Linked DNA regions of Mus musculus: region 2 is linked to region 1. A link is a loop called in an ENCODE intact Hi-C map of the cell type or tissue named here. Cell type or tissue: left cerebral cortex. All regions are shown on one strand. Links, peaks and the distances in the headings refer to the core of each region. The heading gives the core; the rest is flanking DNA. Region 1 has its middle 23 kb from the start of Nfic. Region 2 holds the start of Dohh (deoxyhypusine hydroxylase/monooxygenase).

Region 1 (15,305 bases), core at 3,780-11,779:
GTGGTGTGTGAAAGCTGGTAGGACTGGACAGTGACCCCTCTTTCTGTCTTCCCACTCCCATACCTGTCTCCTGCCCTCTTGACTCTGTTTCTGGGGTAACTGGACAGAACGAGGGCAGAGGGACACTACAAGATACCAAGGCAAATTCCTGTTGTGGGCATGAGAGGGCATACAGTGTGAAGGCTGAGGCTGCAGGAGGGGGCGTGGCTCCGGGGTGGGGTAAAGGGGAATGCAACCGTCAGAGATGGGTTGAATCTGTGGGGGTAGGCTGCGGGGGGCGGGGGCGGCGGGTATTGACTGCGGCTGGGAGGGTGTGACTGCCAGGGAAGGGAGATAAGACTGGGCGCTGCCAGTGGTGGAGGTGCACAACTATGGGGTGTTAAGGGAGCTGTATGGCAGTAGGGATTGCAGCTGGGGGGAGGTAGGGCTACAGTGGGGGTGACTGTGGGAGTTGATACTGGAGGGGGTGCGATTGTGGGAGATGAGGCTGCTAGGGGGTGTAACTGCTAGGGGAAGGGGCATATGGCTGCAGGGGGGCGGGCAGTGTGCAGATGCTGGGGGTTGTGACTGCTAAGGATGAGGTGCCACCTTGGGGGAGGTGAGGCTGAGGGAGAAGGGATTGTGGCTGTGGGGGTGTTAGGGCTGCAAGGTGGGAGTGTGGTGACTGGGGGTGGGGTTGCTGGGGAGGATACAGATACGAGCTGTGAGTGGCTGCTGGGGGGACACAGCTGCTGAGAGGGGGGCACCTGACTCCTTTGGTCACCAACCAGACCCAGGAGACAATGAAAAGCTCTGTGGCAAGTGGTGGGCTGTCCACTGTTAGCAAATCCCTGCTCCATGACTCAGTCAACAAACTGAAGGCAGAGAACTCACTCTGTGGCTGGTGCCCATCTGGGTACCATGAGGATGGACTATGTGACACTTGCCATCTCTGAGACTCAGTTTTCTTGTCTGTAAAATGGAGACAAAGAGGAGGAAACTTAAAGAAAACAACAACCAGTGCTCTGTGGCAGAGGAGTCACGCAGCCCTAGGTTCCTGACTGATCTTCTCCGAGCCTCCCCAACCTGTCCTTGCAAGAAAGAATGGCAGGGTTTGGGCTTTTGAAGGATGCATAGGAGCCTTCAGGTGGTGAAAGGAAGGAGAATCCAGAAGAAGGGAGAATTACCCAGCCCAGCACCCAAGCCCCCAACATGTCCCTATCACGGAAGAGCAGAGAGACCAGTTCCAGCCAGCAGGCATCTTTTCCCCTGAGATGTTCTTCCTGCAGCACACCATTAGTCCTTCCTCCTGCTGTGTAGACCAAGCCACCAATCCAACAGCAGAGCCTCTGTTCTCTGTCTTGGGCGCACATTTATGCTCCGTAAGTGCACAGTGATAAACTAAGGATATGGAGTCTGCCTCCTGCCCACTCCATCTCTGCTATCGGGAGAATGAACAAAAATCACAAAACAGCAAAAAACATTGATTTTTTTTGGTTTTTGTTTGCTTTTTGGCATTTTTGTTTTTGAAGCAGGGTTTCACTATGTAGCCCAGGCTAGCCCCAAACTCACCACAATCCTCCTGCCTCAGCCTCCTAAATGCTGACATGACAGACTTGTGCCATCCCACCCTGGGCTAGTTCTTAGTTTCCTCATTTAAAAACAGATGCCCAGAGAGGCCAAGCCAGTCACCCACATTCACACAGCTTCAAGCTGTCTCCAGACTCAGGCATGGGCACCCCAGCCTTCCCTTCTCACCCGAGATCCCTGGAAGTGGAAGAGCCCTTGGCATCCTTGGTCCGAGTTCCTAGTGTGCCCCCAGATTGGCAGGCAGGGACAGCCGCGGTGCTTCCGGGGGCTGAGGAGGGTGTCATTCACAAATCCAGGGCCGCTCGATTGCAGCCGCCTCCTGGGCTGTGGGTGGCCTCTGTCCCCGCCCTCCAGCTCTCGCTCCCTGGCCCTGGCCCCCCTCCTCTTGTCCCGGCACCCTCCTCCTCTGACTCACTGGGCTCCACGGAGCCGAGTACTGGGATCTCCGGTGAGTCGGGGACATCCATCTCGGCCCAACATGGAGGTCCCAGGGCCCCCAGTGTCCGGGAAGCCCGGGGAGACATCGGTCAAATGGCAGCTGTGCTACGACATGACTGCGAAGATGTGGTGGATGGTGAGTGTGTAGGGGCCTGCCACAGCGGGGTGGCTCAGGAGGGTGTGGAGACCCCTCTTTGTGCTCACAGGTGGGGGAGACCAAGGCAGACGGAGTGATGGGGCTACTTTTGTGTCTTCTACCTGGCAAGGTGGCCGAAGCCACTAGGCCTCATTCCGGGACCAGGCAGACTCCCGCCCTGACCTGGGCACGCTCGGGGGCTCCAGAAATCCCCAGGGCCCCAAGCTGAGGGTCCAGTTGTGTGACCCATCTGACCTCAGGCGTCTCTGTGTCCAGGGTGGAAATGCACCCACTTGGGGCAATGTTGACTGGCTGAAGGGAGGTGGCGGGATTGTTTTCATGTCTGTGGATGTTGCCTAAACTAGGAATTCTTCTGGAAGCTTCTGGGATGAGTGTTGGGGGGTGGGCTTGGCTATGAGAGGGCAGCCTCGATCTCATGTCTTAGGCATCCAGTTGCCCAAGAGCCATTTGGTTGCTCTCCATGTCTCTCGAATAACCTCCATGCAGTTCCGGGTCACACACTGCTGTGTGTCCTTGCACTGTGTCTCACCCTCTCTGGATCACAGGTTTAGAGGGGAGCGATGAGATCTGTAGCTGGAACTTGTGGGGTGTCTTGAATTCTGCTCTGAAGGTCCCAGGGATAATTGGGTCTTGAAGTGGAATAATGGGCCTGGTTGTGGATGGCGACCCCTAGTAGCCACTGATGTGTGACCCAGCCAGCCAGGCAGTTTCCCTGAGATATGCAGAGAATCTGCAGCAACAGGCATCCCTGTGGAGCAGGCCACAGCCCTGTCTGTTCTTCTGTGCTCAGTCAGCATTTATTGAGCACCTACTGTGTTCCACAGTCTGTCCCCAGTTCTTTTGACTAGAACTCTGGGGGGGGGGGAATTAAATTAATGATATGTAATAGATGAAAAATAGAGCGGAAGAAGGCAGGGAACCACAGTGGGGGAGAGCTGGGGTGGTGGAAGGCAGGGGACCACAGAGGCAGGGAGCCAGGGTGGCCTCCTGAGGAGGGGAGATCTGAGTAAAGATGAGTGGATGATGGAATTTATCAGAAGAGTTACAAAGTAACTGTGCAGAATGCACAACCAGAACCGAACCAAAGTCCCTGGGGCAGGGACACAGCTGTGCAAAGGCCCTGGGGCAGGATGCAGTAATGGAGGAGAACACCATGACTGGGCAGAGGGAAGAAGGCTACAGGACTGTAACTTCGGGGAGGACTTGGGCTGTAACCCTGAGGGAAGTGGGAGATGGAAGTGATGGTAGAGCTGGGACTCACACTGGATCTTTTTGAAAGTCCCCTGGGTTCTGAGGGAGGATGCCCAGCTGGCAATGACATGGCATATGGGGAGGAGGGGGTTCTGATGAAGGAAGTGGGGTGTTTTCAGACCATGAATGGGTGGGAGAAGCCCAGCCCCAGCCCCAAATGAAAGAGGCAAGTGGATTTCTGTGAGCTTGGGGCTAGCCTGGTCTTGAGACAGTTCAGGACAGCCTGAGCTACACAATGAGGCCCTGTCTCAAAACAAAACAAAACAAAACACACAACAACAACAACAAAAACCAATATTTTTTTGGAGGTGGCTGGAGCGTGGGTAGTGAAGCATTTCCCCCAGCGTGTGCAAAGGCCCTAGAGTCACTGTAAAGAATAAAACAGGGACTGGAGAGATGGCTAAGTGGTTAAGAGCACTGATTGCTCTTCCAGAAGTCCTGAATTCAATTCCCAGCAACCACATGGTGGCTCACAACCATCTGTAATGGGATCTGATACCCTCTTCTGGTGTGTGTCTAAAGACAGCTACATATAAATAATAATATGTACTCATATAAATAAAAATAAATAAATCATTAAAAAACAAAAACAAACTTGGGAGGCAGAGACAGGCGGATTTCTGAATTCGAGACCAGCCTGGTCTACAAAGTGAGTTCCAGGACAGCCAGGACTACACAGAGAAACCCTGTCTCAAAACAAACAAGCAAACAAACAAACAAACAAACACAAACACAAACAAAAAACCAGAACTTCACGGAGAACAAGTGTGTGTCCAGCCAGAGAAAGGGGATTCAGCCCAGCGACAACCAGCATTCTTGTGTGTGCATTCCCTTGCAAGCCAGAGTGCCTGTGGAGGCTGGGGGCAGAGTTGACCCTTGGGGTTCGCCCTCCACTATCCACACATTACCTGCGAGGCAGGACCTCTGTTGCCTGGACCTCGCTGATTGGCCGTCGGGTCCTCCTGTCCCTGCCACCTCCCTTATTATTGACAGGAGCTGTGAGACTCGCAAACCTCCTCTGCGCAGCGCTGCGGGCCCTTCACTGACCTAGGATCTCTCTGGCGTCCAAGAAGTTTTACTAACTGCGCTTTACACGTGCGGCGACAGAAAGGGGAGGCGGTGACAGGCCACACTGTCCATGGTCCTAATGATTTGTTCAAGAACAATCCTGGCGGACTTTCCCTGCCTCAGTTTCCTCATCCACTAGAGTGGGGGTTGGGTGGGTGACGCGGTCTCTGTGAAGGGCTCTCCACCGGGTGACTCAGGAACTGTGTAACAGTTGCAGAAACCAGGCAGGAGGGATTGTGGTTAAATTCCAGAAGGACTTCCGCGGCGGCCGCCTTGATTGGGCACCGATTATGTGTCCTGGTGAAGCGGAGCGCCCGACGGATGAGTAGGGAGACAGAGTGGAGGAAGGAAGCTTTGGAAAAAGAGAGCCACCGGACAGAGGCTGCAAAGGCCCCAGGGCAGGATGGAGCCTGGCACCGGGAAGGAGCTGGGAGGAGACCCGAGAGGCTGCAGCACACGCATCCTGGGGCAGAGACAGAGGTTTTAGCAGGAGGCACTGAATTAGTTGTAGGGAGCACTGCAGGGGCAGGGAGCCATGGAGGACGGCAGACAGGTGGTGTTCCCTAGTTACCAAGTGGGTGCTTGCGCCTTCCGCTGCTGCCCTGCACCGCCCACCACTCCTGCGCCAAACTGGAGTGCAGGGTCCCTGGTCGCTGTCTCCCCAGCCCGCGCCCGCCAGGCCGCCGCCCACTCTGCCCACATCTGAGGCTCCGCGGAGCCGGACAGTCTGCTGCAAACCACGGAATGTTCCCCAGAGCGCCCGGCGGGATGTTGGGGGACAGAGGGAGGCGGGAGACCCAGTTGAAAGACAGAGCAGGGCCAAGCTGGGGCCATGGGGGCAGCGTTGACACCCACAGCCCCAGAGGCTAGGCACGGAGGATTCCATCCCTCAACATGCGGGAAAACATGGAAATGGAGTGGTGGATAGCTCACTGTCCTCGAGGAAAGAGCAGGAGACAGGGATTTGAACACAGGCCTTTGGGGGGACAGAAGAAGCTGGAAGTGTTGACTAAGCAGGGGTAGAGACCATCCAGCTAGTGTTGGGATCCTTTACATGAGGCAAGAAGACAATTGTCTAACTTAGAAGGCGAGCGAACCTTATAAGCCAACAGGGAACAGCATATCACCCACCGCAGCATCCAGCCAGCCATCTAGGGATGGGTGGGTGGAGTATGTATGGATGGATGTATGGATGGATGGATGGATGGATAGATGAGTGGATGGATGGATGGATGGGTGGGTGGGTGGGTGGGTGGGTGGATGGATGGATTGAATGAATAGGTGGGTGGATGGATGGATGGATGATGGATAGATAGATGGATGGATGCATGGGTGATATGCTGTTCCCTGTTGGCTTATAGGATTTGCTCACCTTGTAAGTTAGACATTTTCTTTTAGATGTTTCATGTAAAGAATCCCAATGCTAGCTGGGTGGTGGTGGCATATCCCTTTAATCTCAGTGTTTGGGAGGCAGAGATAGGCAGATCTTTGAGTTCAAGGTCAACTTTATCTACATATCAAGTTCCAGGGTAGCCACCGTTACATGGAGAGACCCCGTCTGGGAAAGAAAAATATTTTTCAGGAAAAAGGGAATCAGCTCAGTCGGTCCTTGTCAAGAGGTTGCCAGGCAGACCCTGGAGTTCTGCCCCAGGCCCCACATGCTGGAAGGACAGGAGGTGTCCTGTGACGGTCCTGTGGCAGCAGCAGTGACAGATGAATTTCACAATAGCAGCCGTGCCTAGATTGCTCCTGCTTCTCGTACCATGGATGTATGATCCAGCTCAGTGTGCAGCAAAGGCTCCACCTGATTCCAGCTCTACTTCTCCCAGCTCCCTCCTACTCCCTCTGCCTGCTGTGGGCACTCTCTGGGGTGACTGCCCCCCACACACTGGGCTTGAGACCCACCACAGAGAAAACAGTGGAAAATTAAATGCTGTCTGTGTGCTCAGGAGCAGCCGCCCCAGCCCATCTCCTAATGACCCGTTCCTGGGATTGTTCCCAGCTGGCGCAGCTGGGGTAAGGGCTCCCCCCCCCCAATGCCACCCAATTTGAGGGGCACAGGCGTTGCATCTGGAGGATGCAGGTGATGCAGCCTGTGGCCTCTGGGGAGTCAGAGGCGGGGATGTTGTCAGGGGTCTGAGGATAGACCCACTTGGGCTCTGTGTTTGTGGTTCCATCCAGTAGACTCTGCTCACACTGCCCCTACAGTCATGGTGCCATGTGGCCTCCAAGCTATGACCCCTGTGCCTTGTGTCCAGGTGAGGTGTAGAGTCAGCTCCTCAGGGGACCCTTCCTGTGCCGAGCTTGGAGAAAGAAATATCTAGGTTGTTGAGGAGCCCATATCTGTCTCCGTGGGCAGAGCACCTCGTGGTCATAGTGTCATCCCAAAGCCCAGGGGGCAGGGGCACGTCATCCTTGGCTACATACTGACTTCCAAGCCAACCTGGGCTACAAGACACTCATGTCCCAAATTGGGAGCTCCTGGATCCATGGGTGGAGGCCACAGACTAAGCTGAGCTCAGGATGCCCAAACCCCCTTAAATCAGAGTAAACAAAAGAAAAAAAAAAAAAAAGGCAACAGAAAAACAGAGGCTCCTAGGATGTTGTATACTTCACAAACTCCAAACATCAAAGTGTGAAGCCAGGCAGTGCTGGGAATTGAACCCAGGGCCTTTGTACACCACACCGTACCGAGATGTTAGATCTGTCCCCCACTAATTTTATGTTCAACTCGGGCAGCCTGCCTGGACCCCTGCAGCTGCATAGGAGCTGCTCTGTCTCATCCTGGGCAGTAGGGATTGCAGTCCGTTCAAACTGGCAGCAATGGGTGCAATGCTGGATGTGAACAGTAGAGGGCAGAAAAGAACTGCAAGTCGCCATAGCTGACCAAGGCTGCTGGGCAGGGTGCAGGGCACCAGGTGGGACAGCAGGTGTTTGCTGATGATTGCAGATGTCTGTAAGAGTCTGTAGGTGACTCTAGGTGAGCACAGGCGACTAGGTGACTATACGGAAGTTTTGTAGTGACTGTTGATGTCTGTAGGTGACTGCTGGTGTCTGTGGGTGACTGTAAGCAAAGGTAGATGCCTGTAAATGGTGTAGGTGTCTATAGACGTCAGTATGTAACTGTAGGTGTCTAAGTAACTGTCAGTACCTGTAGGTGTCTGTAAATATCTGTAAGAGTCTGTAAGTGGCAGATGTTGTCTGTGGGTGTCTTTAAAAGTCTCTATGTGTCTGTAGGTGACTATATAATTCTGTAGGTTTCTGTAGGGTTCTACAGTTATTTTAGGTATCTGTAGGTGTTTGTAAGTTACTATAGGTAAGTGGGGGACTATCAGTATCTGTAGGTAACTGCAGGTGACTGTAGAAGTTTGTAGGTGACAGCAAGTATTTGTGGATGTCTGATGGGTAACTATAGGTATCTTTAGGCATCTATGTGTGTTTGTAGTTCTCTGTTGGAGTCTATAGGTGTCTGTAGGCATCTCGGGTGTCTGTAATATTTTGCAGGAGTCTCTAGATGCCTGTTAAAATATGTAGGTGCTGTAGGTGACTATATGGGTCTGGGAGTGTATGTAGAAATCTATAGTTACTGTAGAAATCTGTGGGTATCTATAGGCATCTATGAATGTCTGTAAAAGTTGGTAGAGTCTATAGGTGTATGTAGGAGTCTGCCTGTTTCTATTGGTGTCTATAAGTGTCCGTAGTTGTTTCTTGGTGACTGTAAGTACAGATAGGTAGTCATAGGTGACTGTAGGTGATGGAGAGTGACTATAGATATCTGTAGGTAGCTGTAGGTATATGCCAATTCCTGTAGGAGACCATGAATGGCATCAGAAGTGTGTAGGGAATGGCTGGTGTTTGTAGGTGTCTCTGAGAGTCTATAGGTGTCTGTAGGAGTCTGTTGGTGGTTATAGATGTCAGTAGGAGCCTGTAGAGATCTGCAGGATTTTGTCTGTGTCTGTAGAAGTATTTGCAGATCTGAAGGGGTCAGGTTTTTGTAGGTGTTGCTGAGTAGCTTTAGATGGTCACATGTGACTATAACTGTCAGTGTCTGTATGAGTCTTTAGGTGACAGTAAGTGTATGTAGGTGGGTGACAGTAGGAGTTTGTAGGTATCTGAACAAGTCTGTTGATGATTACTGGTGCCTGTGGGTGTCTGTGAGTGACTGTAGGAGACCATAGGAGTCTTTACCTTTCTTTAAGAATGTGTAGGAGTCTATAGGCATCTGTACAAGTCAGCGAGAATCTGTAGGATTCTGTAGGTGTCTGTAGAAGTTTGGGTGTCTATAGGTGTCTGTTGGAATCTGTGGCTATTTGCAGGTATATGAAGGAGTACATGGGTATCTGTAGGTGTATTTAGGAGTTTGTTGCTGCCTGTAATTTCAGTAGGAGTCTGTAGAAGTATTTAGGTGTCTGCAGGAGCCCATGGATGTCTAGGGGGAGTCTATGTGTTTGTAGTAGTCTGTAGGTGTCTATAGGAATGCTTTGAAAGTCCTTAAGTGTATACAGGAGTCAGTAGGAATCTGTAGGTGTCTGTGAGTGTCTATAAAAGATTGTAGGTGCCTGTAGGAGACTGTAGATATCGGTGGGAGTGTGAGGAAGTCTATAGGACTGTGTTGATGTCTGTAGGCATCTATGGGTGGGTATAAAAGTCAGTAGAAGTCTGTAGGTGACTGTAGAAATCTATGGATGCCTATAGTTTTTTTTCTAGGTATCTGAAGCAGTCCATAGGTATCTGTAGAAGTGTATGGGTGTCTATAGAAGTTTGTACATGTTTATATGCATCTTTGGGTGTTTGTAGCATCCTGCAGTAGTCTGTAGGTGACTGGACATGTTTGCAGGATTCTGTAGGTATCTATAAGCATCTATAGGTGTCTATAATTTATCTGTTGGAGTCTAAATGTCTGTAGGTATCTCTGGGTGTCTGTAAAACCTGTAGGAATCTGTAGGTGACTGTAAAAGTCTGTTGGTGTCTGTAGAAGCTTGGGGGTCTGTAGGAGTCTGCAGATGTCTGTAGGTGACTATATGAATCTGTGAGTTTCTGTAGAAATCTATGCTTCTGTAGGAATTTACAGTTGTCAGTAAGTGGCTATAGGAATCTGTAGGTATCTTTAGGAGTCTGTAGATGTCTATATAAGACTGGATATCCATAGATGGTTGTAGGTAACTATAGGGGCCTATAGGTGTTTGTAGATTCTGTCTGTGTCCCTAGGAGTCTGGGTGTGTAGAGAAGTTTGTAGGAGTCTGTAGGAGTCTGTGTATATCAAGAGAAGTCTGTGTGTTTGTAAAAGTCTATAGGTATCTGTAGGAGTCTGTAGGTGTCTGAGGATATCTATGGGAGATTGTAGGTGTCTGTAAGAGTCCATAGGTATCTGTAGTGTGTATGGTTCTTTGTAGGAGTCTATATATGTCTGATTGCATTGTTTGGTGGCATCTGTAGTTGTCTGTAGACATTTCTGGGTGTCTGTATGCATTTGTGAGTGTCAATAGGTGTCTTTTGGTGTCTATAAAAGTCTGTGGGAGTCTGTAGGTGACTGTAAAAGTCTTTAGGTATTTGTAGGAATTTGGAGGTATGTAGGAGTCTGTAGGTAACTCTAAATGTCTGTAGGTATCTGTAGGTATCTGTAGGAGTGTATGGACATCTATAGGCATTTGTGATGTCTGTTGTTGTCTTTTGGAGTCTGTAGGTGTCTGTAGGCATCTCTTGGTGTCTGCAAAAGTCTTTAGGTGACTCAGGAGTCTGTGGGAGTTTGGGACATGTGGGCATCTGCAAGTGTCTCTAGGTGTCTGTAGAAGTCTGTAAGTGTCTATTGGTAACTGTATGAGTCTGTGGGTTTCTGTAGGAATCTGTACATGTCTGTAGGAGGTTTTAGATGTCCCTAGGAAGATGTAGGTGACCATAGAAGTCTTTAGGTGTTTATAGAAGTCTGTCTGTGTCTGTAGAAGTTTGTGGGTTTCTGTGAGAATTTGTGTCTCTGGGTGACTTTAGGTACCTATAGGTGACCACACATGACTGTAGGTAATGGTGGCCAACTGTAAATGACTGTAGTTGTCTCTGGAGTCTGCTAGGTATCCTTTGGTGTCTGTAACTATCTGCAGCTATCTGTACTATTCTGATGGAGACTGTAGGTGTCTGCAGGAATCTGTGTGACTCTGAAGGTGGCTATTGTAGTCTCTAGGTCTATAGTAGTCTGGAGGAGTCTGGAGGTGTGTTTAGGTATCTGTTGTTTCTGGAGGAGTCTTTAGGTGTTTATAGAAATCTCTTGGTGTCTGTAGGTAGTTGTCAGAGTCTGTGGTGTCTTAAGAATCTATAGGTGTAGGGCTGGAGAGATGGCTCAGTGGTTAAGAGCACTGACTGCTCTTCCAGAGGTCCTTAGTTCAATTTCCAGTAACCACATGGTGGCTCACAATCATCTATAATAGGATCTGATGCCCTCTTCTGGTGTGTTTGAAGAACAGCTACAATGCACTCATATAAATACAATAAATACATCTTTTTTTTAATCTATAGGTATTTTCAATAGTCTGTGGGTATCTATAAGAATATTTAAATATCTATAAGAATTTGTGGGTATCTATAAAATCTATGGTGTCTGTAGATTTCTGTTGTTGTCTGTGAGTACCTATAGGTAAATGTAGGTGATCACAGGTGACTGAGTGATTGTAAGTGACCATAAGTATCTCTTGGAGTCTATAGGTGACTGGAGGTATCTGTAGGTACCTGTGGGTGACTGTAGTTGACCTCTGGTGGCTGTAACATTTTGTAAGTATCTGTAGTCATCTGTATGTGACAGCTGGTGTCTATGGTTGTCTATGAATGACTGCAGGAGTTATAGATATCTGTAGGAGTCTGTAGGTGCCTCTATGTATCTGTAGGACTTTGTAAATGTCTGAAGGAGTATGTAGGAGTCTTTGGGTGTTTATAGGGCTATATATTTACTTTAGGCACCTGTGGGCATTTATAGGAGGCTGTAAGTGTATGTAGGCATCTATTGGATCATATACTATAATAGTCTCTGGGTACCTGTAGGGGACTTTAGGTGACTAGGACTGACTGTAGGAGTCTGTGGGTATTTTTAGGAGTTGGTAGATGACTGCTGGTGTCTGTGGATCTATACATGTCAATGTGTGTGTGTGTGTGTGTGTGTGTGTGTGTGTGTATGTCAATAAGAGTCTTTAGGTGTTGTGATATCTGTAGGTGTGTATAGGATATTGTCTGTGTCTTGAAGAATTGTAGATATCTGAAGGAGTGTGTGTGTGTGAGAGAGAGACAGAGAGAGACAGAGACAGAAACAGAGTCTCTAGTGTCTTTAGGCATCTATTGGATCATATAGATGTCTATAGGTGCCTGTAGGTGACTAAGGGAATCTGTGGGTTTATGAAAGCGTCTGTACAAATTTATAGGTGTTTGTAGGTGTCTGTATTTCTGTAGGAATCTGATGGTGTCCGTGGGTTTCTGTAAGAGTCACTAGGTGGGGCTGGAGAGATGGCTCAGTGGTTAAGAGCACTTACTGTTCTTCTAGAGTTCAATTCCCAGCAATCACATGGTAGCTCACAACCATCTGTAATGAGATATGATGCCCTCTTCTGGTGTGTCTGAAGATAGCTACAGTGTACTCACATACATAAAATAAATAAAATCTTTTTTAAAAAAAAGAGTCACTAGGTATATGTGTCAGTATATGTCTGAATGATTCTGCAGGTAACTCTAGGTGTCTGTGGGTAACTTAGTTACCTGTAAATGACTGTAAATGACAACAGGTGTCTGTTGAAGTCTGTGAGACTTTGTATGTGACTGCTGGTGTCCTATGGTGTCTGTAGGAGACTGTAGATTTTTATAGGTGACAGTTGATGTCTGGGTGACTAAAAGTATATGTAAGTGACTCTAGTGATCATGTGTCTGTAGGTATCAGTAGGATCTGTAGTTGACTACTGGTGTCAGTGGGTGTCTGAAGGTGACTGTAGAAGTATATAGGTGTCTGTAGGATTATGTGTTTATAGGAATTTGTACATGTCTGTAGATAACTGTGGAAGTCTCTGAATGTATGTAGGATTCTGTAAGAATTTAAAGTTGTCTGTAGGTTAGCTGTTTGTAGGAGTTTCTGTGTGTTTATATGAGGCTATGGTATCTGTAGAAGTTTGTTGATGTCTGTAGGTTCAGTAGGAGTCTGTAGGTAAATTTAGGTGTCTGTAGGCATCTGTGGTGTCCATAGGAACTTCTAGGTGTCTATAGGAGTCTGTGGATGTCTAGAGGAGTCTGTATGTGTTTTTAGGAGTATGAAGAAGTTCTGCAAACATTTTTAGGTGTATATAGGAGTCTGAAGGAATCTGTAAGTGTCCATGGGTATCTGAGGGGGTTTATAGAAGATTGTAGTTGCCGGGCAGTGGTGGCACATGCCTTTAATCCCAGCACTTGGGAAGCAGAAGCAGGCAGATTTCTGAGTTTCGAGGCCAGACTGGTCTACAGAGTAAGTCCAGGACAGCCAAGGCTATACAGAGAAACCCTGTCTTGAAAAATCAAAGGAGAAGAAGAAGGAGAAGAAGGAGAAGGAAGGAGAAGGAGAAGGAGAAGGAGAAGGAGAAGGAGAAGGAGAAGGAGAAGGAGAAGGAAGGAGAAGGAGAAGGAGAAGGAGAAGGAGAAGGAGAAGGAGAAGGAGAAGGAGAAGGAGAAGGAGAAGGAGAAGGAGAAGAAGAAGAAGAAGAAGAAGAAGAAAGAAGAAGATTGTAGTTTAGTTTTCTGCAGTAGACCATAGGTATTTGTAGGAGTGTCTTGTGGTCTATAGATTTCTGTAGCCATCTATGGGTGTGTGTAAAAATCAGTAGGAATCTGTAGGTGTCTGTAGGAGTCTATAAGTGTCTGTAGGTTCCTCTAGGTGTCTGTAGGACTCTGTAGGTTTTCTTAGTGTGTGAGTATATATAAGAGTTTGTACATGTCTTTATGCATCTTTGAGTGTTTATAGGATTTTGTAGGAGGCTGTAGGTGACGGTAGTTGATTGTAGGATTCTGTGGGTGTCTATTGGCATCTGTGGGTGTCTTTAGTTGTCTGTTGGAGTCTGTAAGTATCTGTATGTATCTCTGGGTGTCTGTAAAATTCTGTAGGAATTTGCTAGTTTGTTTGTATGAGTTTGTAAATGTCTCTAGCTATTTGTAGGAGTCTGTGGGTGACTATATGAGTCTATAGATTTATGTAGAAATTTACAGTAGTGTAAGAATTTATACTTGTCTGTAGGAGTCTGTGGTTCATTGAAGGTAAGGGTAGGCGATCAGAGTGATCTGAAGTGACACTAGGTAACTCTAGGTGTCTGTAGGAAACTACAGGTTTTCCATGGATGTCTGTAGGTACCTATAGCGGCCTATAGGTGGCTATGGATGACTGTGGGAGTTTGTAGGTGATGGTTGTTTTCTTTTGGTATCTGTAGGAGTCTATAAATGTCTGTAGGTATCTTTAAGAATTCATAAGTGTCAAAAAAAGAATTCATAGGTGTCTATAGTAGTCTGAAGGTGGCTGAAGGTGATTCTAGAGACTGTAGGTGTCTGTAAAAGTCTTTGAGTACCTGAAAGTGTCTGAGGGTATCTGTAGTGTTTATGGGATGACTGTGAGTAACTGTGAGTCACTGCAGGTGCCTATTAGAGTCTACAGGTTACTGTAATAATTGTCTGTGAGTGACTGTAAGTACCTGTAGGTGACTGTAGGTGACTGAGGGTGACCCTAGGAATCTGTATGTATCTATAAGTGTCTGATCATGATGGCTGGTGTCTCTGGGTGTCTATACATGACTTTGGTGTTTGTTGGCATGTGGAGGAGCACATATGTGTCTGTGTGTGTCTATATGTGTTTAGAAGTTTGAGTGTCTGTAGGAATCTGTATCTCCAAGTGTCTGTAGGGTACTATAGGTGTCCATCAGTAACAAAAGGAGTTTTTGAGTGTCTATAGGAATATATAGTTGCTGTAGGAATCTGTGGCTGTCTGTGGGAAGCTATGGATGTCTGTAGGAGGCTATAGGTGTATGTAGATAATTGTAATTGTCTCTGGGTGAGTGTCTCTGTAGGTGACTGCAAGAGTCTTTAGGCAACTATAGGAGTCTGCTCATGACTGCTGGTGTCTGTGGGTGACTGAAGTTAAGTGTAGGTGCCTCTAGGTGACTATGGGGGGTGACTGTAAGTGTCTGTAGGTATTAATAGGATCTGTAGTTGACTACTGGTATCTGTGGGTGTCTTTGGGTGACTGTAGGAGTCTGTAGGTGTCTGTAGCATTATGTAGGCATCTATAGGAGTCTAAATATGTCTCTCTTTTTTTTGGTTTTTCAAAATAGGGTTTCTCTGTATAGCCCTGGCTGTCCTGGAACTCACTTTGTAGACCAGGCTGGCCTCAAACTCAAAAATCCGCCTGCCTCTGCCTCCCAAGTGCTAAGATTAAAGGTGTGCGCCACCACTGCCCAGCTATAGGAGTCTATATATGCCTTATGTGACTATGAAAGTCTGTGAGTATATATAGGAATCTGTAGGAATTTATAGTTGTCTGTAAGTAACTAAAGCTAAAGTAGGTGTCTGTGGGCATCTACAGGTGTCTGTGGGTATCTGTAGGTGTCTGTGGCTGACTGAAGGTAATGTAGGTGATCATGGATAATTGCAGGTGACTAGAAGTGACTGTAAGTGTCTTTAGGAGTCTGTAGGTGACTGGAGATGTCTGTATGTGACTGTAGGTACTTGTAGCTGCCTGGTAGTGACAAAGAGTGACTGTAAGAGTTTGTAGATGATGGCTGGTGTCTATTGGCGTTAGAAGGTGACTGTAGGAGTCCATGGGTGTCTGTAGGAATCTGTAGTT
Region 2 (15,305 bases), core at 3,766-11,765, 61 kb after region 1:
ACCCCTGCTCCCCTCAGACATGGGGCAGGAAACAGCAGGTGCGCTGGGCAGGAGGAAGGCATGTGCTTCCTCCCCAGCCACCACCCCTCCCACAGCACCCAGCCTCACTACCCCAGCATGGGGTACCCAGCTGGATACTCCCAAAATGTCACATCCCATCCAACCTCAGATCTGATGCAGTCATCTGTGTCCCCCAACCAAAGCCCATTTGGGTCTGAGGGTTCCAGCGTAAATGCCTGCCCTGCAGCGCCTGGCAACTGGCAAGCATCGGGTCTGAGGGACTACACAGGGCGCAGCACAAGGCGCTCATGGGTTTCAGGGAGTGGGAGGGACTGTTTTTCTCCGTTGCTCTTCCTCCTTGTTTTCTGGGTGTTTTCCTGCAGAGATCTTTTGGGTTTATTTTGAGATTCCTCCCCCCAACCCCACCCCATTCAGCCACTTTGTATTTTACTCCTGGGTCGATGCACCTCCGACCTTCAGCTTTTCCTAACTGCACTTACGTGGTCTGCAGCAACCTCTGCCCCCTCCTCCCAGAGCAGATGGGGTCTGGATGGGGAGCAGAGGGCACCCCAGGCCCTTCTTGCTCCACAGTCCCCCGCCCGCAGCATACTCCACTCATAACCGTATATTACAAACTCATTTTGGTTTCTGGCTTTTTGTTTTGTTTTGTGGACCCGCCTGAGCACCATTGACTGCCTGCTGTTCCGTTTCTCCCTATGCAAACAAACAAAAACAGTGAGGGGGTCCATAAAAGATTCAATAAAAGGCAAAAAAAAAGAAAAAAAAAAGAAAAAAGAAAAAAATGTATAAAAATTAAATAAGCTTAAGCTTCGCCTTCTCTTGGTTCTTCCTTTCTGTGCGTCCATGAAGCGCCCTGGCTGGATCAGGGAGTGGGAGGCTGTCACCTGTGTTCACAAGCCCAGGCCCACCATGTGGCCCCTCCTGCTGTGGGCTCACTGCCTAGGCTCAGGGAAAGTAATTTCTGCCTTGGGCCAGTATCCTGGACTCCATCCCAGCATGAGCTATAGCAACTGCTATGGTGGCTTAGGCCTGTCCCGGGGCAGGAGGATCAGGAGCTCAGAATCATCTTTAGCTTCATGGGCAACTGGAGGCCAGCCTGGCTGACATGAGACCCAGTCTCAAAATAAGAAAGAACCAGCCGGGCTTGGTGGCGCACGCCTTTAATCCCAGCAATTAGGAGGCAGAGGCAGGCGGATTTCTGAGTTCGAGGCCAGCCTGGTCTATAAAGTGAGTTCCAGGACAGCCAGGGCTATACAGAGAAACCCTGTCTCAAAAAACCGAAAAAAAAAAAAAAAAAGAAAGAACCCAGCCCCCTTACCTAGAGTGAAAAGCTGGGGTCTCTTGACCTTAAGATCCACTAGTTCTGTGGGAGGGGCTGAAGAGAAAATATCCCAGGTCCCTGCCCCAGATGTCAGAGGTTGGACCATCTTCCCAAGGCTCCACAGCATTGCAGAGGAACAGAGTCCTCTGTCTTTTGAGACATGAGTCTAAAATCATGACCTTCATGAGAACCAACCAGACACCTCTGTGGACAGCCTGAGCCCAGGCAGAGCTCTCAGTGGCCAAGGACCCCTGATCCAGGCTCTGGCCTAAGCCTACACAAAGGGACTACAGCATTAGGGACCTTTATTAAAGGAAGGTGCTGAGAGGTGACACCGCCTCCTCGTGGCCATTGCTGGAACTGCTTGCCCTGGAGAACTCAAGAACGGGAGACCCTTGGATGAGGTCCTCAGAAAAGAACCCGGTGACCATGGGGCAGAGAGCTTGGACCATAGGGTGTCTCTCCTCCAAAACAGAGGGTAGAAGCCTCCCGGGTACAGCACTGGGGCTCAGAGACATAGGGGACAGTCAGGTGACACCAGGAGCATGCCTGGAGGGGGCAGATTGGATGTGAGAGAGGATGCAGAAGGGGGACAGATGAATAGGAGTGGACACCAGGCCAGTGGTGAGTGTCAGGGGAAGGTGGGGGTGAGTATGGAGGCCATAGGCAGAGCTGACCTCCTCATATGAGGACAGTTTTCAGACCCAGATGACACCAGTCCGGCTTCAGGTGGTGGCTGCAACTTGAGGTGTGTGGATGAAGCACCCCCAGGTGACAAGATGCTTTACAAAGCTGTTTTCTTGCCTCTCTCCTCATCTGAGGACTCCTTTTCCTCTAGTTCCAAGGCCTCGTTGCTCTGTCCGCCCTTCCTGTCCACCTTCTTCTTCTGCTTCTTGTCTGCTTTACTGTAGGGTTACAGTGCCGCAGTGAGAGAGGGTCACTGCTTACCAAGCCACCTTATCAGGCTAGGTGAGGACGGACTCCGGGCTGCGGTGATCTCAGGATGACCCCACAGAAAAGAAAATGTTCACTCCATGGAAAGAAAAGGATGAATTGGTGGATGGGAGGATAGGTGGGTAGATGGGTGGATGTGTGGATGGATAGGTGGGTGGGTCGATGGATGGATGTGTGGATAGGTGGATGGATAGGTGGACGGGTGGGTAGATGGGTGGGTGGATGGATGGGTGGGTGGATAGGTTAATGAGTGGGTCACTTACGATAGAGTGACGGTCATGGTGTACAGGAAACCATGCGTCGTCACAGGGTAGGTAGCTGTGTTCTCTGCAGTTCTGGGTACAGGTAGCCCCAGCCTCTCCTTCTAGCCCTCCCTTCCTTCCTCAGGACCCTCTCAGGTTCACAGGGCTCAGCTGTATTTCCAGCTGCCCATGCCAACTCTCCCCCACTTCTATTCCTCTCCCAGACCCAGAATCTGCACTAGAGAGTCCCACCCAGAGTCCACCTGCTGGACACTGTCCCCTCCCCCCAGCTGGGCCTCTCAGGACTGTCTGGGGGGAATCACCCACAGGGTACCTTGGCTGTGAGTTCTCGTTCATAATGTGCTCCATTCTGAATGTAGCCTCCTCATCCTCTGCTCTGCACAAATAGAAACATTGATACAAGAGCTGTTCTCTGCCTCAGTATCCCCAACTGAGGTCATGAACGCCAAGAATCAGAAGGGATCAACAGGGCAGCAAAGCAAGATGACCTCCAGGCTGACCCTGGGAGGGAGCACAGAAGGGCGGGGAGGTCAAGGAGGCCCTGCGTGGGACAGGGGCAGGTCCTCACCTGCCTTTGGCGCACCAGACACGATTGGCCAGCATGAGGATGAAGACTATAAACAGGAAGCCCACTACTGCAGCCAGGCCTACTAGCCAAGGCTTCAGGCGGCGCTCTGAGGCTGCAAAGGACAAGACAAGTCAGACACAAAAAACGAAGGGTCTGCAGGGGGAAGGGGAGCCTGCAGGGGAAGTGGGTTCTGCGAGAGGGAAAAAGAAGGGTCTGTTGGGAGCAGAGGGGTCTGCGGGAGAGAGGGGAAGACGTTAACGGAAAGAGGCGGGTCTTGGAGGGCGGGGCTTAGAAAAGGCGTAAAGAGGTGGGAATCAGGAAGAACGTCCAAGACTAGGAGCTGCCAGGGGCTTAGGGGGCAGAGGTTGTAAAGGAGGTCCGCGCCTCCCGGAGAAGCTGGGCTTCTAAGGGGTGAGGCTTTTAGATAAAGTAGTTGAGGAGGCGGGGGAAGTGGGGGCGGCGAGGGGGGGGGATAGCTCAGAGAGGCCTTGAAGGAGCTGAGAGGACCAGCTGGAAAAGGGCAGTGGCCTTAGCTTACAGCGTTGAGAGGGGAGAAGGATGTTAGATCAGAGACAGGGCAGAAGGAGTCATTGGAGAGCACTCGTCCCCACCAGTGCCCTCTTCACTTCCTCTTCCTGCCTTGCCTTAGTTTCTCCTAATGGGAAATGAGATGCTGAAGAGCCCCTGCCCCAGTTCCTAACACCCACCCAGCGCGGGCTCCACACCCTAGTCCTACCCTGCTGGGCCTCAGCGGGTGTCAGGAACAGTGTAGCCAGCAGCAGCAGCCTGCCCAAGGTGTCCATGGCCAGCACACTGGATATGGGCCGACGTTCAGCTGCAGGTGTGAGCTGCACAGGGCTCGGGTGGGGTTAAGACAGTGATTGGGCGGGGCGGGGTGGGGAACCTGCCGTCTGTGGCCCAGCCTCCCATGCCTGCTTGGCATCAGACCCCTGCATCTTTGGAGGGCAGAGTCTGCGGCTAGTTTAATATTAACCTAGACTGTCCCTTCCCCCGCACCTTGCACCCCTCCCTGGAGACCAGCAGCCCCAGGGACAGGTCCTTAGAGTCCTCTGTAAGAAGTCAGGCTGCACAGATGGGACGTCCACGCTGTCACGTGCACACAACCAAGTGTGGCAGTCAGGCTTGGTGGCTGGGACAAGCCTGGCAACTTTGTGTCTAGTAGGTCAGCCCAGTGGGGTTGGCAGCTCTGTGAGCACCAGGCTGCAAAGGAGGCAGGGAGCACCACGTTCCTAGAAGGGGGACCCTCAAAGCAATGGCAGAGACACCTGCCTGCAGAGCATCCAGACATCTCAACATACAAAGACAGGGCACAGGCTTCTGCCCTCAACCTTGGGCCTCAAGCTGATTAGATATCAAGCCTCACCTGGGCAAAGGAGGACCCCACCCAGAAGTGTCACGGGTGCAGCCACAGCCTGCGCACGTGCAGGAGACAGCAAGGAAACGGGGCACTGATGTCCTCATGTGCCCGTCATTCCCACACAACAGAGGCCTGAGACAGGAGGATGGTTAGGTCTAGGCCTTATCTGACCTCCAGAGCAAGACACTGTCTCAGAAATAAAACTGTGTGCTGGGCTGTAGCTCAGAGGCAGAGCAGTCTCCCAGCTTGCATGAGGCCCTGGGTTCCATCCCCAGCACCCCAGAAACGAGGTGGGATGATACATGCCTGTCATCTCAGCATTCAGAGGTGGAGGCAGGAGAATGAAGAATTCCAGGTCATCCTCATCTACATACCAAGCTTGAGGCAGGTCTCACACAGTTTGGAAAAAGGGTTTGGCTTTTTTTTCCTGATTTTGGTTTTTTGAGACACGGTAACCCTGGCTGTCCTGGAACCTAACTTTGTAGACTCTCGAACTCAGAGAGATTCTCCTGCCTCTGCCTCCTGAGTGTTGGGATTAAAGATGTCACCAGGAACCCAACCAGGCATGCCTATCTATATTAAGCTCCTACTGTATACTCATGGAGTCCTGAGCTGAGAGATCTGAGCCCAGGTGGGATGTCAGGAGCCCAGACTGACATGCCCACCAGCTGAGGTGGGGGAAGCCCTGTGGAGAGGACCTACCACACATGGTTCCTTATGCTCCCTAGTCCAGGCTGGCCTGGAATGTGCCATCCTCCTGCCTCAGCCTCTTGAATGCTGAGGATGACAGCTTGGTTACTCCGTGCTGTGTGTGACAATAAGCTGAGGGACCTTCACCCAGACATTTCTCAGTGGCCTGCCTCAGTTTCCAGTCTGTGCTACTGGGCTCATCGACAGCACCCAGGAGGGTTTTGTGAGAACGTGTGGGACAGGGCTGAGACAAAAAGGTCATGGCACTTGGATAGTCAGATAGGCTTTTAATTTATATGTGAATTTGGCCTCACTCTTTTCTCCTCTCAGCAAACACTGTGTAAGGAATTATCCATAGGAAAAAATGTTGCAGGTGATGGCTCTGAGTTCCAGGACAGCCAGGGCTGTTACGCAGAGAAACCCTGTCTTGAAAAACCAAAAGAGAAAGAAAGAGGGAAAGAAAGGAAGGAAGGAAGAAAGGAAGCTGTCAGGGCCTCGGGCTGGCACAGCCTTGGAGGAGACCCTGGGCTCTCCTCAGTATCACAGAAGCCCAGATCTGTCATCCCAGCGTTCAGGAGATGGTGACTGGAGGATCAGGAGTTCAAGGTTGTCCTCTGCTATGTATCAAGTTCAAGGCTTGCCTAGGCTACATGGAGAACCTGTCTCCAAGTCAATAAAGTGTAAGTGGAGTCTGCAATCAGAGCACTCCAGCCCAGGAGGGGAGTTTTGAGTTTCAGCCTGGCCAAACCCTATGTTGTCACATACACAGGTGGTCCAACTGAGGCAGAGGGAACTGCCAGGCCCACCAGTGTCACACATGCCACTCCTCCAGGTCAGTCCAGCCTCCAAAAGTTGGTTTGCACCGGCGGGTCCTTGAAGGCAATGGAGGTGCGGCGAGGAGCACGGGCAGGGTCATCCTCCCCACGCCAGGCCAGGGCCAGCTGAAGATCTAGTTCTTCCAGGTCCTCTGCAGCCAAGCTGGCCCGCAGCTCCCGGGAACCTTCCTCCTCCTGGTCAGGCTTAGGGCCAAAGGCCCAGTCTGCAGGGACAAGTGGCTGGTGAGGTCGTGACTGGCCGCGGAAACCCTGACCAAGCCCACTGCTCCCCCTGACCTTGGCCACGCCCATGCCATAGTTTGATCTGGCCACGACCACCCTTGGGCCGACCCTGGCCTAGACCGGAGCTCCATCCCATGCCACCTGTGACCCCAGCCCAGGATGGATTAGGCAGGAAAGTGGCTCACCAGCCAGGTCATGAGCTAGATCTTTGATGAGGTGGCCAACAATGGCATAGGCCACGGCCACCACCAGGATAGCGGCCATCAGCAGATACAGGGCATAGCGAGGCAGGCGGATGGCATCCAGCGCGGGTGGCCGGTATTCCTCATACATCGGAGGGGCTGGGCTCCAGTCCTCGGCCTCTTTTTCATCCACTGACCCTGCCATGGCTGAGACACCTTCAGCAGGAGCCTGAGGGAGGTGACCCACACACGGGAGTATTAGGGAATGAGCTAAAAGGATTAGAACGGCTCCTCCAGGCCATCTGTCCGGATCAGTGTTCCCCTCACCAGAAGTGACGTGCACATCCACATTGACCCCAGGACCTTCAAAGGCAGAGTTCTCTGAGCAGGGTAGGCAGAGGGCTCCCCTGTGCAAAGCTCTTGGGCAGTCGGGAGCCTGGTACTCTCGGTGAGCATGTGGGGGGTGGGGGGGGTGGGGCTCATGCCACTGTGGCCGACTGAGCAATGAGGGGTCAGAATGGGGACTGTGCAGGGTGGACAGGGCAGGGTGGAACCCACGGGTAGCTACAGGCAGAAAAATACTCTGCTCACGGGCGTCCTCTGGCGGCCACTGTGGGGGAGGACAGTGTGTAGACGGTGGGAGTAAGTGGGTACAATGGCTTCTTGCTGGGAGGTTCTAGAAGGGGGAAACCTAGCACTCTGTGAGAGACAGGGTTCAAATTCCAGTTCTGAGAGTTCCATGCTGTGACTATCCCAGCTCTGGTAGGGTAGATTTCCTTATAGCAAGGGGCTGGTCATCACAGGACCACTAAGTCCATGTACAAAGCCACTGGCTTCAAGTGTGCAGTCATCCGGTAAAAGCCCAGCATTCAGGGGCAGCAGAGCACTGCAGCTGGGATGGGCACCAGATAGTGGTCTTTGCAGTCTGTAACATGTTTCATGCTCAAAGAGTATCAGGCAGAGGAGGAACAAAGACAGAGGACTGGAGTTGGAAAGAGAACTAGGCAGCCGGCCAGGCTAAGAAAGAGCAAAGCCAGGGGTCAAGGAGGGGTCACGTGAGGGTGGTGCTTGGAGAAGGAAGATGGCCAGGTCAGATGGCATCAGGGAAGGGAAGGAAGGCCTCTGTAACTTGGTTTTCAGGAGGGCTCCCATGGGCAGTTCCTGGGACACAGTGGCCAGGCATGGTGGCCTAAGTTTAAGCTATGATGGGGAGAAATGGGAGGTAAGGAATTTGAATCTAGAGTGAAAACTCAAGTGAAGAGACTTGGCAACCTCTCTGTGCTGAATACAAAGTGACCAGCCAGGAAGAGTGGCACCCAGGAGACTGAGGCAAGATTGCCATGAATTTGGCTGCCTTCAACTAACATTGCACCCTCTGATTTAAAACAAAACCAAAAACCAACCCTGGACATGATTCCCACCTCCTATCACAGGCATCGAGGGAGACCAAGACTCACCCTCTGCTATACTTCAGGTTGGAGTTCAAGGCCAGACTGGGCTACATGAAACCCAGCCTGGAGAGGAACAAAGACCAAGAGTTAGTTCATTGGTCAGAGCACTGGATGCTCTTGCACAGGACCTGGGCTCACATGTCTAAAGAACACACATAGGACTGGGGGCTAACTCAGGCTAAGGTTCTCATCATGCAACTGTGAGGACCTGAATTCATATCCCCGAGATCTATGGAAAAGCCAGGCATGGTGGCCACAACTGTAACTCCAGCATTGAGGGGACTGAAACAGGAGGATGACCCCTAGTAATGCTACTGCCCAGCTGACTCAGCAAGCTCCAGGCTCAGCGAGAGTTGATGCTTCAAATAAGTAAACAAAACCTGGGAGTTGCCCACGCCAGCCTCTGGCCTCTCGGCTCAGCAAACATGGCAGCAAGGACACAAATCACACTTACTTTGGAACAATCCAGAGCCCACACCCCCTTCCTGGGGAAGAGCACACAAGGCAGGGGAGGGCAGGGGTCACCTGCCAGGTGACATGTGCATGGGTATGACACCTGAGTTCCAGGTCTTGGAAGCTGGAACAGATGGCTGTGGGCTGCTACGTTCTGTGTCAACATTTACAGAGGTGAATGGCGTCCAGGGAAGTGGGTGCCCCAGCCAGCATGGAATTATGGGAGCCTGATGGGAACCCACAGTATGGACTTGTAGCTGTACCACTAAACACCTTCTTCTGTGACCCCCCAAAGGCCACATGACTGTCCCCACACAGCAGGAGCCAGCACTTGTGAAAAATAACTTATTTTATTCATGCAGCACGCTGGGGCTGGCTTGTACTCCCTGCTTGACCCAGATGGGAGGTGTACCCCACACACCCTTGCCCCCACAACTTTCCCAACCCTGCAAGCGTCTGCACTGCCACCTCTGCTGGTGGAGGGCATGGGAGACACAGAACCACAGAGCAGACAGCACCCAGCAAGGAGGTGAGGCGAGTGGGACACAGGGCCCCTCAGCTGCTCTGCTCCCTAAATCTGGATGTGAGGCACAGCACACATGGCCGGGGCCAGGGCAGCAGCAGAGGAGGCAGCCCCAGGGCAGGCAGCCAGGCGCTAGGTTAGGGTGGTGGCCGCAGGCGCTCCAGCCCGTCTGCATACTGGAAATCCTGGCTGCTCTCATACTCATACATGTCCAGGGCCACCTCGCAGCTCTCCCGCACCACCTGCTCAGGGTCCTCAATGTGCTCTCGCAATGCAGCCAGGCAGGCAGGTCTGGCGATGGCACCCAGGGCCTCTGCGCACTCGTGCCGCACCATGGGACTCTCAGTGGTCCGCGCCAATGTGGCTGCCAGCCCGGGCACGGCTGCCTCGTGCTGCAGCTGACCCAGCACATAGCCCACCTCGTGGCGGAAGAGCGCACTGCCACACTGCAGGCCTGCAAGGTAAGGGCCGAGGAAACAGGGTAAGGAGAGCTGGGCAGGAAACAGTGGGCACATAGGGTCCCAAGGAAGGGACACACCAAGACCACTATGGTTAGGCAGCCAGGTAAAGTCCCCAGGGTTTGTGTGGGGCACCTGGATGGGGAGAAGGTGGCCCTGGGACAGCTGCCCCTCAGGCTGCACAAGAGATCACCCAGGTCCAGGGATATGCTCCAGCCTCACCTTCAGCCAGGGCCAAGGCAGCCTCCTTGCCACCCACGTTGCGCAGGGCAAACATGGCACGGTATCGCTCAAAGAGTGGCCGTGCCTCATCCAGCAGGGCCTCCCGCAGCCTCCCCACATCCTGCTCTGCTGCAGGGGGTGCTGGGTCCACTGAGAGGTAGGGTCCTGCACATGTGGCCTCCCCCGGGTGCTGCTGTAGCCACTCTAGACGACCAACGGCGAGCTGGCACGTTTCAGCCACCTATAAGTAGCAGAAAGAGGCAGCTATGGGTCCTGATAACAGGGACATGGGGCGCATGTCTTGCCCAATCACCACTCTCCTAGACTTATGGCTGAGCCAAGCAGAGTAGCTTCAGGTTGGACATAGACCAAAGAGCCGGCACTGGGGACTGGTGGAGACCTGGGGGAACACAGAGCAATCTGTGCAAAGGCCCTGGGGTTGGTCATCACAGGAAAAGCAAGGGGTATGAGAAGCAGGAAGGCAGGCAGAGGACAGACTCATGCCTGAGACCCACATGCTAGGACAAAGCCAGAGATCAGAGGTGAGCCCAGCAGCCACAGGTGCAATAATAGATGGACCTGCACAGTGCACCCTTACACACTGGAGTATTACTCAGCCATGAATAGGAGCAAGGCTCTGACAACACAGCATGGACCAACCTTTGGAACATGGTGCTCAGTGAGCCACAGACATCGAAGACTACACAATGCAGACTCCGTGACAGGAATGTACAGAACAGGGGGATCCAGGGGTAGAAAGTAGATTTGTGGGTACAGTATGAGCAAGGGGAAGGACCATATAGGTCATAGGTTTCGACAGTGAACAGACAAGGGTAGAATTCTCAAAGCTGGGGACCCAGAGCTGTGGGAGACCCTACAGGTGCCCCTCCCCCCATCTCGAGAGTTTCCTTTTCCAGGAGGTTGCCCTAGTAACCAGATGTGGCCTATAGAGCTTGTCCTGGCAGAGATGGGCCAGTCAGAGTCTCCTCACCTCAACCACTGGGTCCGTAGAATACTGCTTCAGGAGGCCTAGAACTTCCGGGTTACCAATCGCCCCCAGGGCTTCCCCTGAGGAGACAAATCAGTAGAGAGGAGCTTGCTTGATGCCCAACACCTGACTGGTCTCCCAGGTCACAGCTGGGCCAACAGCCTCTGAGCTGGTCAATCCGAATCCTTAACTCAAGAAGTTGGCCCGCCGGGTCTAAAGCCACCCACCCCAGCCAGTGCCCCTGGGTGGAGTGACAAGTCATCACTAGACTTTGGGCAGAGGGACAGCATTCCAAGTCCCTGAAGAACAGGTTGGCATAGGTCCCAACTCAGAAGCAAAATCTCTGCTGGGGAGACCACCCCCGTGCGCTGTCCATAGCCCTGTGCGGCACCCATCTGTGCCCCAGGGACAGAGCTGAACACAGCACTGGGCTGCCCTTCCTCACCTGCCTCATGACGCACCATGGGCTCCTGGCTCGTGTCCTGCAGCACATCCGCCAGCACAGGGATGGCCCGTGCGTCCCTCATCTGGCCCAGGCAGTAGGCCAGCTCGTGCTTCAGAAGAGCAGAGCTGTCCTCAAAGCCCCGGCTGATCCACGAGATAGCATCAGGGCCACCAAGCCCCCGAAGTGTAAACAGGGCCCGGAAGCGGGCCTGCAGGGGCTGCTTGGGGTCCACCAAGGTCTTCCCTATGGCCTCTATCTCTTGCTCCGTTACCATGGCAACGGCCTCCCCAGCACGTGATCTGCAAGGCCGGATTCTAGGCAGTAGAAACCTACGGTAGAAAAAGGAGAAGGGGAAATCTCAAGCTAGGGCACACACCTGCATATCTGCCATTCCAGCCCCGGGATGCTGAGGCAGGAGGACCCCTGAGCTCCAGGCCACAGAACTTTCTCCACATCCATCCAAGTGCTGGGATTAAAGGCATGCGCCACCACCACCTGGCCAGACTTTTTCAGGATAGCTTAGATGAGGGATCTAGAAACTGTCAGTTGCAAAATGGATCTCACCCCTGCCTCCCACACCACCTTACTGGAGGTTCTCATGTAGCCCTGTGGGATACACTTTATCCGTCCCCTCCTCCCTCCGGACTTCTCCCTGCTCCTGCCTTTGCACAACTTGTACCCTCTGCATGGCCCCATAGATGCAGGACAACACTCCCACACAGGTGTTTTCTTTCACGGATGAATTAACACGGAAACAGACATCGTCCAGTATAAGAGGACCGGCCCCTGTCAGCCATTAGACATACAGCAGATGCATACATAACAAACTGGACTAGCAGGCTGTGGCAAGCTGGAAGGCCTTCTGGGCTCTGATGTCACCCAGCGTCCCCGAGTTTAATGAGGCAGGTATGGCTGCCTCACCAGTGATGCCCATCAGCCTACAGTCACACCTTGAAAATGGAATTCATCAACACACATGAAGCAGGTCTACGGGAGCTGGCAGCAGCTGTGTGGCAGTGAGACCCACATCCCGATTTACCCCGAGCAACAACAGGGGAGACCAAGGATCTCGTGGGTCCAAGAGTGCCCATTCGAGGTATGGGGCCTCCCGCTTAATTCAAAAAGGCTCCAGGCTGGGCAGAGGCTGAAGCAGGAAGATAACCGGTCCCAGGAGATCCTGTTTCCAAATACTTAAGCTGAGAGGTCAAGCGCGGGCCGGCCTGCACGTGAGCCCCGCATAGGCGGCCAACCTGTCAGCTAAGCACGGGGTAGGAGGAGGCCATTCGTAGCCACACAGTGGGTTGGAGGCTAGCCTGGGCTACATGATATCCTGTGTGACGTCAAATACTGAAGGAAAAGGGTCCAATTCCCCGTAGGACCCCCTCAAGGGAAATCCCAGCGCTCCCGGGAGCAGCGAGTACCTCAAAGCGGAAGTCCCCCGAAGGGGGGGCACTTCTGGCACTGCTCACCGTGTTTTCGTCTACAGGGACTCGTCAATAAGCTCCGTATACTCGGGACAGATGGAGAGAGTCGCTGCGACAGCTCCAAGAACAGGTCCGCGGACGCATCTCGCGCGACGTCCTCTGGACGCCGCCATCTTGATGGCCACGTGACCATGCTGGGCGGAACCATCGTCGCGACTAGGGGTGACCACACCCGGAACGATGCGGCAGCGACGCCCCAGGACTGTCCTAAGAGCCGGAGAAGCAACTTCCGGTCTTCCTCCGGAAGAAGAGTTTCCGACCGTCTCTCCCATAGAGAAAAGAAAATGGTTTGATCCCATTCACAGCACAACCGGGCCGGCCGTGCATAGCGCATGCGCAGTGTATAGTGGGCGTGGCTATGTTCTACAGGGCGCGGCCAATGGTCTCTGGGACCAAAACAGAGGAAAAGAAATGGGAGATAAAATAGGCGTTACGAGCAATCTCAGCAGTGAGGGCACTTGCAGTCAATTTGAGAATGAGTTCGATTCTGGGGATCAACAGGATATACGGCAGTGACATGACCATAAAGTCGAAGTTTAAATTTTTAAATATGCCGGGCGTTGGTGGCGCACGCCTTTAATCCCAGCACTCAGGAGGCAGAGGCAGGTGGATTTCTGAGTTCGAGGCCAGCCTGGTCTACAGAGTGAGTTCCAGGACAGCCAGGGCTACACAGAGAAACCCTGTCTCGGGGAGAAAAAAAAAAAAAAAGCCGGGCGTGGTGGCGCACACCTTTAATCCCAGCACTCGGGAGGCAGAGGCAGGCGGATTTTTGAGTTCAAGGCCAGCCTGGTCTACAAAGTGAGCTCCAGGACAGCCAGGACTATACAGAGAAACCCTGTCTCGAAAAAACAAAACAAATGTATATATGTGTGTGTGTGTAAATGTCATGAAGTTCATTACTTTTTTGGTTTAAAGATTTATTTATTTATTTTTAAAGATGTACTTATAATATATAAGTACACCGGTTGTGAGTCACCATGTGGTTGCTGGGAATTGAACTCAGAACCTCTGGAAGAGCAGTCGGTACTCTTAACCACTGATCTCTCCAGCCTCCTCATTACTTTTTTTTTTTTTTTTTTTTTTGAGACAGGGTTTCTCTGTATAGCCCTGGCTGTCCTGCAACTCACTTTGTAGACCAGGCTGGCCTCAAACTCAGAAATCCGCCTGCCTCTGCCTCTCGAGTGCTGGGATTAAAGGCCTGTGCCACCACGCCTGGCTTCCTCATTACTTTTTTAATGATTTATGTACATTGGTGTTTTGCCTGGATGTGTGTCTATGTTAGGGCGACAGATCCTCTGGAACTGGAGTCAGAGTTGTGAGTCACCATGTGGGTGCTGAGAACTGAACCTGGGTCCTCCGGAAGAGCAGTCAGTACACTCAACCACCAAGCATGTCTCCAGCCTCCATGAAGTCCGTTATTACATAATTATGTAAATTTAATTTATGGTAATAACAATTTTTAAAGTAAAAATAAAATTAAGACAAAAATACACTATTTTTCAGAATGCTACCAGGAAGCCTGTTATTATATGGGCTTGTATGATGCATGGATATAAATGTGGAAAATGCAAATGTCAGTACATACGCTAAAAATACACAATTTACATGCCAAAAATTCAAAGTAAAATGAATATTAGACTGGGAATGAATGTTTAAAACATTTTATAACTGAGCTTACATCTTTAAATCCCAGCACTCAGAAGGCAGAGGCAGGTGGAGCTCTGTGAGTTTGAGGCCAGATCTACACAGCAAGTTCCATCCAGCGCTACATAGTGAACACCTGCCTTAAAATACAAGAGAAAAATCACGTCTGCTCTGTGATGCGGCTCTTTGCTAAGCAGTCCTCCATGGGCAAGCAACATGGGAGGAAACCCACAATGGAGCTGACACGGTTGGGCCCAGAGTCACTTTTTGATTTCTTGGTTGGATTTCCTCTCTAGATGTTTGTTTTTGTGACCAGCATCTTGCTCTGCAGCCCAGGGCTGGCCTCCAACATGGGACACTGCCTCCTGAGTTCTGGGACCACAGACCACAACTGTTCATGTACATCCTGTGGGCTCTGAAAGTGCCTTCCCCAGGTGAGGTAGCGTGTGTGGAGGCCGGGTGGAGTGAGAGACCAGGTCTCAAAACATAAGAATGATTGAGGAAGACACTTCCATCTGTGCACGTTCATATGCACAGAAAAAAAAACATAAACACATGGCCGCAGATAAGGGACCGCACTGTCACCCTGGCCAGCTTGCCATAGGACACAGCTTTGATGTTTACACGAAGCTTCAGGAAAGGCTGTGGTTGCTGTAACAGATCACAGGATCCGGTGATATCAGGTGTGATCCAGCCCCCATACCAGCCAGTGGGAAGGGATAGGCCCAAGAGTGCAGGAAGCAGATATGAATTCAGAGCTTGGCATGCTGCCAAGGCTGCCCTGGGAGGAGCTGAGAGCAGAAAATGCCACCCAGGACCCAGCATCCATGACTTTCCCTCAGCAGCTATGGTTGGTCAGCCAGCAGTGGCTAGTGTGTGGCCCCATCACTCCTGTCTCTGTCAGTACAAGACTGGGTTTTATTAGCCTGGCAGTGGAAGCATCGCCTTTAATCCCAGCACTCTGGAGGCAGAGGCAGGTGGATCTCTAAATTTGAGGCCAGCCTGGCCTACAAAGTGAATCCAGGACAGCCAGGCCTAAAAACAGTAAACTCGGTCTTGAAAACAAAATAAACAAAATGGGGGGTTGTTATTGAAATGAACCCTATGTCTCTTCTAGCCTCAGTGCCTGAGCTGTGGGACCACAAGCCTTTGTCACTGAAACTGGCTATTTGGCTCTGTTGTCATTTTATTTTGTTACATTT

The links. Hi-C counts contacts between places; a loop is a spot of excess contacts. Peaks named below come from ENCODE experiments on the same cell type or tissue, not always from the same donor. Only the 100,000 strongest peaks of a DNase experiment are listed, where the experiment ranks them.
Region 2: it touches region 1 in a loop (4-fold over the local background); 35 of 42 quality-filtered maps call a loop at or near these places.

What each region holds. Positions count from the first base shown.
Region 1 is chr10:81,442,378-81,457,682 of GRCm38, reverse strand. No RefSeq gene overlaps it. Among named protein-coding and RNA genes, the nearest start is that of Nfic, 23 kb to the right of the region's middle. In left cerebral cortex, for the core only: CTCF peaks have their summits at 7,327 (motif pointing right) and 10,940 (motif pointing left); a DNase peak (open chromatin) is centred at 7,330.
Region 2 is chr10:81,381,718-81,397,022 of GRCm38, reverse strand. Dohh (deoxyhypusine hydroxylase/monooxygenase) reads right to left here and starts at 12,589. Exons shown (of 5, transcript NM_133964.3): 1 at 12,445-12,589; 2 at 10,976-11,304; 3 at 10,534-10,610; 4 at 9,543-9,783; 5 at 8,671-9,316. The coding sequence starts at 11,249. The coding sequence ends at 9,000. It overlaps Gm48552 (predicted gene, 48552), which reads right to left and starts at 6,706. Exons shown (of 2, transcript NM_001384181.1): 1 at 6,439-6,706; 2 at 5,468-6,234. The coding sequence starts at 6,640. The coding sequence ends at 6,029. It overlaps Smim24 (small integral membrane protein 24), which reads right to left and starts at 3,959. Exons shown (of 4, transcript NM_001099917.1): 1 at 3,864-3,959; 2 at 3,128-3,239; 3 at 2,873-2,935; 4 at 1,944-2,247. The coding sequence starts at 3,930. The coding sequence ends at 2,127. Gm48551 (predicted gene, 48551) reads right to left here and starts at 12,589. Exons shown (of 6, transcript NR_168929.1): 1 at 12,445-12,589; 2 at 10,976-11,304; 3 at 10,534-10,610; 4 at 9,543-9,783; 5 at 6,439-6,664; 6 at 5,468-6,234. It also overlaps Mir6913 and Nfic. In left cerebral cortex, for the core only: a CTCF peak has its summit at 7,043 (motif pointing left); DNase peaks (open chromatin) are centred at 7,049 and 10,776; H3K4me3 peaks cover 684 bases.